Linked DNA regions of Homo sapiens: region 2 is linked to region 1. A link is a contact called in ENCODE Hi-C data. All regions are on one chromosome and are shown on one strand. The core of a region is the stretch at or near the end of the contact, and the rest is flanking DNA. Distances in the headings are between cores, read along the strand shown.

Evidence for each region. A loop is a pair of places that touch in the nucleus more often than their neighbours do. Pooled maps may share reads with other maps.
Region 2: a loop to region 1 is called in a pooled map, with 2.2 times the contacts of the local background. The contact joins two enhancer-like sites. A Hi-C loop is called at or near these places in 2 of 37 single-sample maps with no recorded cell type and 2 of 50 pooled maps.

The regions. Positions count from the first base shown.
Region 1 is chr3:171,281,971-171,285,461 of GRCh38, reverse strand. The region is part of intron 2 of TNIK (TRAF2 and NCK interacting kinase); the gene reads left to right. Among named protein-coding and RNA genes, the nearest start is that of TNIK, 180 kb to the left of the region's middle. RefSeq lists an enhancer at 57-116. Within about 2 kb of position 1,883, at least 13 of the 41 ENCODE cell types and tissues checked have a DNase peak (open chromatin) inside an H3K27ac peak, as active enhancers do.
Region 2 is chr3:172,130,341-172,133,831 of GRCh38, reverse strand. It overlaps FNDC3B (fibronectin type III domain containing 3B), which reads right to left. Exons shown (of 26, transcript NM_022763.4): 3 at 286-361. Among named protein-coding and RNA genes, the nearest start is that of FNDC3B, 93 kb to the right of the region's middle. Within about 2 kb of position 1,536, at least 4 of the 41 ENCODE cell types and tissues checked have a DNase peak (open chromatin) inside an H3K27ac peak, as active enhancers do.

The DNA.
Region 1 (3,491 bases), core at 634-3,133:
CGGAAAAGCTCATCAGTTTCCACTCTACCACACCACCTCTACACTTTTACTTTCTCATCTACGTTTTTCTTTGAGGAGATGCAGTTAAAGTCAGGCAAGCTAACATATATTACCACTGATAACAAATTCAGCAGCCTAAGTATTGCTGAGGAATTTAAGTGGCTGATGTGTTTGTTCCAGTCTTGGGTAGAAATGATACATTATCAACAATTTATTTATTTATTAACAATTTATAAAGAAAACAGTTTTATCAAAAAATTATCAGCTTGAATTTTATGAATGAAGACAGATGATTCCTGTCCATGGAAAATAAATAGTCTGTATCCTTTAAATAATTTAAGGCACATTTCTTGCTAATATTCTGGGTCCACCTATGTCTTGCATTGAAAAAGTATTTACCTAATATCTTAAAGCAGGGCTATGATAACTTAGTTCTCAAGGAAAGAAGGTTTTAAAAATAATTTTCTCTGCTCTCCATTTCTCTTACTGTAAGCATGTGGCAAAGTCTTGGCATCTGCTCAGAATAAATTTTCTGCTTCCTTTCTGTCTTTTAGTCAGCGCACGCTTTCTCTGAGTTCTCCCCCTTACTCCTTCCCTGCTTTAGTAATCTACAGGAAACCAGACCTTACTAATTTGAGTGCTTGCTCTTAGAATTACTTATTACTGTATTAATACATATTTGCTAGAGTTTGTGGAGGATTTGTATTGCTCTAGGTGCTAATAAAAATGTGTAAAAGACAGGCCCCTTAAATAATGTGCAATTTTGAGGGAAACAACAAAGGCAAAAGGATTTCTTTGGGACTGGCTATTTGCAATAAATTGCTCATTTGATTTTATTTTTTATTTTTTTTTTAGCATGCAGGAGGTTTATTAAGAAATGCAATGACGGCAGGATTGGCCAGAGAGAGAAGTCAAGACATGATGCATTCTCAATGGAATGCCTCAGCTGACCATGTGGGGAGTTCTAAAGACGGACTGATGATTCAGAGTGCCCCATGTTGATTTATCAGTAATTTGTTTTGAGCTGCCCTGGAAAGCGGGTGTGAAGTTGGTTGAGAAGGCCCCAGATTTCTCATTTTAAAATGCTGCATGTGAGAGGACATTTTTCACAAAGAACTACTAAATTAAAAAATTGGGGAATAGAACCCTACTATGAACGGAGTGTGTTTCTTCTATTCAGGCACATATTTTTGCCTAATATCCAGATGCTGTTTCCAAAGCTATTTTTTCATGAAATTGTGTTGCTCTAGAATGCTCAATGGTTCTCAAATTTTAGTGTGCATCAGAATCTTAACAATGAGGGGCTAAGACACAAATTCCTGCCCTCCTCCCTGCCGCCCCCCTCCAGAGTTTCAGATTCATAGGTCTCGGTTGGGTCTGAGAATTTGCATTCCCAAGCAAGTTAACAGGTGATGCTGATGTTTCTCAGGGGATAACGGGCAAATGGTGAAACCCAGAAAGTTTTGTTTCTAGATATGAGATCCCATTGTCTTTGCCAATGAAGCTGTGCTGTAACTCCATCTTAACAAGTAACCCCAAATTATACCCACCTGAAAGACCTTTGTGGGTTGTGGAAAACCTGGAAGATGGCTGAGAGACAGTACCCTCGAAGTAGTTCTGAGGAGATTGTTCTGCTTGTATTCCCATGCAGCGCCATCACTGCCTGACTTCCTTATGTGTGTCTGATTTGAGGCAGTTCTCTAGGAACCAGTTCCTGGTGCTGCAGTGCCACTGGCAGCTTCCCAGGGCTTCCAGAACCCTAGTGGCATGGTGGGAACTCCTGTTCCTCACCCGACCTCTCCACAGCCCTGGACCTGTAAGGTTTCTTCCAGGCTACATGGAATTAGATTTCCACTTTTCCTTGGTTCACAGGGGGCAGGAGCCAGGTTGGAACGGCTGCCAAGGAGACTGTCTTTTTTCAGAGCCCTTAACTGGCAGTCAGCAAGACCGAACTCCTCTGCTCCTTGGTGAATGGTGATGCTGATTATTTGGAAGCTTTAGCACCAAAGTTTGAAATTCCCCTAAGTGAATGGTTTTGGCGATCCCCTTCCTTTAGTTATACTATTGGCTTTCTCTCATGTTCATTTAGGTTGCCAAATCTTCTGTATAATCCTCATCCCCCATCAAAAGAGAAAAAAGAAAAAAGAAAAAGAGTAGTTCTATTTTTGTGGAAAAAGAGGAAAGAATCCAGGAAACATTTCAGAGAACTGTATGTTTTCTTAGTTCCTTCTCTCCAGACACGAAATCCAAGGAGTATTTGGTCAGTTGCTAACATTACATGAGGGGCTTTTTTTTTTTTTTAAAGTAGGTATAAAATTTAACTTCTCTGCCCACCTCCTGACAAGAAACTGTGGAAAATATCCAGTTTACACAATTTGAATAAAATTATTCCTTGATAAAGGTCACGTTTTCTTATTCATAAGAATCTTCACAGGAAGATAGCATGGAAAGGGACTAATAGGTGCCCAGGTTCCACTCTGATTGTGCAGAGAATATAAGGCGGGCCCAGGCTGTAAGGAGCCCTCCTACATCATTCTGCTGGTAGAATTAACAGCAGCAATTGCCCAGGTCTGTTGTAAGATTAGGATTCTGCCCACCCTCTGGAGCTGCCACCATTCTGCCTTCTCTTTCTTAGAGTTTTGTATTCTAAGTTTTTACTTTGAATCTTGAGAATAGAAAATAGTTTTCAGTCTCTTGAGATTTTACATAGTTTGTCCATGAGCTTCAGAAATGAGTTCAGTGTAACTGCTTAGATACCTCGATTTATCTTTTTCAGTTTCATTTGTTATTTTTAAAATGCTTTAAGATACGATTAAGAGGCCGGGCGTGGTGGCTCATGCCTGTAATCCCAGCACTTTGGGAGGCCGAGGCAGGTGGATCACCTAAGGCCAGGAGTTCGGGACCAGCCTGGCCAACATGGCGAAACCCCGTCTTTACTAAAAATACAAAAAAATTAGCTGGGCGTGGTGTCAGGCACCCATAATTGCAGCTACTCAGGAGGCTGAGGCAGGAGAAGTGCTTGAACCCAGGAGTTGGAGGTTGCAGTGAGCTGAGATCGCGCCATTGTACTCCAGCCTGGGCAACAAGAGCGAAACTCCATCTCAAAAAAAAAAAAAAAAACAAAAAACCATTAAGAGAATCTGCAGATAGTTCCTTTGGCAGAAATGTTGGTTAAAAAAAATCTTCTGGCTGTGCACCAAGTCAGTGACCTATAAATACTCTGTGCTGGCTCTTCTTTCTCCTCTTTGTGATTCGCTGGGATACAGATCTTGGACTAATGCCTTGAAGAAAATGTTATTTTGATGATAAGCAAATATTTCAATTGATTCTAGAATTGAAGACACTGATTGTGGACTGGATGATTTCTTCTAGCCCAAAATTCATTCTCTAGATTAACCTCAAGTCTGCTGTAAGTGGGGGAGAGGATGCCAGTTCACATTATCACAGTTACCATTATTATTATTATTTTTTGGCCAAAATCAACCTTCATT
Region 2 (3,491 bases), core at 287-2,786, 850 kb before region 1:
CTGTGAGTTAATAAATGTTGTTATAAGCCACCAAATTTTGGAGTAATTTGTTACTTAGCAATAACTAACCAACAGATACCCAATACAGATTTTACCACTAAAAATGTCCTTTGGATAACATCATAATATATATTTGAGACCATGCGACAGAAAAAAAAAGAAAATGAATATCCAAGATATACTTTACTTCTAGAAAATTACATGCAGACACACACAGAAAAACATTACTTCCTTCAAATAAAGAAAAAAATCTTTGATTAGAATATTTACCAAAAATGTCCTTACCTTGAATGCACTGAAGTGTTCCATCCTCTGCTCTTATTGTGAAAGTCTCACCTGGATTAACTTGAACGAGAATAACCTGCCAAAACAACACATTAATTTCAGTTTAATACTGGAACCTCTGGGATTTGTTAAGTGTTATTACCTAAATTTATATACTAGACAGGAAGCATGTGGCATAAAATCTTTTATAAACACAAAACTTGGAGTATAAGTCTTAATTGGGGGCATGGGGGTAGGAGGAGTACATGCATTCAAATTTAGCTAAGTGAATTCTCCTGTGTTGCTTATGATGCTATCTAACTTTAAAAACTCCATTTGAAGAAAACTTTTCTTTGAAAAGCACAATTCCCTTTTCGCTTTCACAAATTTAGAAACTACAATTACAGAAGAAAAAACACCAGAAACCATACTTACAGAAGAAAGCTGCATCTAGCAATGAGGTTTTGACCTAACAGTGCTGCATACTGTTCCCAAGTGTCTATTACTGATCTGGTTATATGATTCTATTGTGTGACAACAAAAAATATTTACAAGAAAAATTTTTATAAAAAGAATTATCTGTGTACAGGATCTTAAGACAATAATGAACAGTATTAAATAAATATTATAAATAGGCCCCGCCAAATACCCAAATGTTTAAAGTCAATGTTTTACTTATATGAACATAAATATTTAATATTAGACAACTTCCAAGACTAGACCATGAGTGGTAATAGCAAAGTACGTTCTGTCAACAGCCTTATAGTTTTATTAATAGTTCTAATCAAAGGATAATCAAAGGAAAAAAATCACTAATTGATATCTAAATACAAGTTAAAAGACATAATACAACTTAAAAAACTATAGTTAGGCTGGGCACGGTGGCTCACGCCTGTAATCCCAGCACTTTGGGAGGCTGAGGCAGGTGGATCACTTGAGGTCAGGAGTTCAAGACCAACCTGGGTGAAACCTGGTCTCTACTAAAAATACAAAAATTAACCAGGCGTGGTGGCAGGTGCCTATAATCCCAGCTACTTGGAAGGCTGAGAAAAGAAAATGGCTTGAACCCAGGAGGCGGAAGTTGTGGCAAGCCTAGATCACACCACTGCACTCCAGCCTAGGTGACAGAGCAAGACTCCATCTCAAAAACAACCACCACCACCACAAAAACTATAGTTAAAAACCACCATGTACAAGGCTAACACTATTTTAAAAATCACCATATAATTTCTAGAAATTGACAGGATGTCAGTGTCACATTCATCCTACAGTTATCGGAACAAGCCCTGTTCCTCCCTGGCTTGAAACTGTCAAGCATACTGTTTCCTCTGTCTGTGATACTCTTCCTGTACTCCTTCATCTTAGCTTACCACCTACCTTCCTCCATCCTCAACCAACGTCTATTCATCCTTCTCAGCTTGTGATAACAGTGTTTTGACTCCCAGGACAGGTCAAGTCCCCCACTATGTGTTCTAAATCAAACAAAAATACCCGCTCTACTACTTCTTCCTAGAATTTACAACTGCAATCAATTAACTAAGCAATTATGTTAGTGTCTGCCTTTCCTTCTTTAATCTAGGCATGATAAGGATAACATCCAGCTATCTAGCCCCATGCCTGGCATAGAATAAGTTATGTGCTCAATAACTACTTTCACTGAATGAATGAAAGTCATAAAACATTAAAAAAAAAACTATTGCAAATAATTATCTCAGCTTAGAAATTAAGCTTTCATAAGATGCAATTTAAAAGTCAACTTTATTTACTGTATACACTATAATTTGTTTTGTAAAACTTTTGAAATCAAAACCATTTCATCTTTAAATACTCAATCTTTAATATCCATGTATTTTGCCTCTTCTAATAATTCATCCAGATGATACTGCTGGAATACTAAATTTTTTTAAATCAGAAAATACATTACCTGGAAAAAACAGGATCATTCAGGGAAACTCAGACTAAGCTTCACCCTTGGTGCTTCTCATTATCTTGAATTATGACAGTTATTTCAAGGCAATTTATTTTTCCTATATAATAACTGTAGATAATCTTTGAGTTTTCAGTATTTAAATTATCACCAATGTAAGCACACTGTACTGTTTCAAAAACTCAAAAGGAAATTCCTTCAAGATCTCTAGAATGATTAAAATATTTGGTTTTTTTTTTTTTTTCTTGAGACGGAGTTTCGCTCTTGTTGCCCAGGATGGAGTGCAATGGCGCGATCTCAGCTCACTGCAACCTCCGCCTCCCAGGTTCAAGCAATTCGCCTGCCTCAGCCTCCCCAGTAGCTGGGATTACAGGCCTGCACCACCACGCCTGGCTAATTTTGTATTTTTAGTAGAGATGGGGTTTCTCCATGTTGAAGCTGGTCTCGAACTCCTGACCTCAGGTGATCCGTCCGTCTCGGCCTCCCAAAGTGCTGGGATTACAGGCGTGAGCCACTGCGCCGGGCCAAATATTTGTTTTCTTGAAAAGGAGCTTTTAAAGTCATTTCTTTAACATGAAAATCATTTATTTTTACATAAATATACAATATAAAAACTACAATGGAAGAAAATCACACTTCAATACAGACAATTATCCATGTCTTTTTAAAGGTCCTTAGACCAATTCTAGCATCACTGTAATAAAGCAAAAACCATTTGCTTTGTGTTTAAAGCTCTAGGGATAGAACTGTAATATATGCCCATGGAATTAATTAGCTGGGGGAGGGGGGAACCAATGGATGCCAAGACTCTATGTCCTAGATTTTCTCTGACAATCCCAAATTCATATACTCTCTTCTACCACGCTCATAATTGTCAGACAATGTGCCCTGAATACCGGTTCAGAAAATACAATTCACCAGTATTACGGAAAGTCCCAGGCAAGAAAACGGATTTCTGAATTGGGACATGTCCGGACTGTCGTCACATTATCTGCTTATCATATTGCACAAAAAGTGTCTGTAACAGTTCCTCAGTGGTCACTGACACCAGGCCAAACTTCAAAGAACGACGCAGAGGCATCCAGCCTCTAAGGTCCACTTATACCTTCCCCCCCTGCTTACTGAGTTCAATTCCTGACCCCCATCCCACTTCTTCAGGGAGAAAGATGATAGGTAACGGGCTTTTAAGCATCCGACGAAAATACCTCCCTTCAAATGTTTAGTTCATGTAATTTTCACTGCTGCTGAGTAGCCATAGCAACCAGATTATAATCTACCAAGTTACCTCAGAAACCAGGCA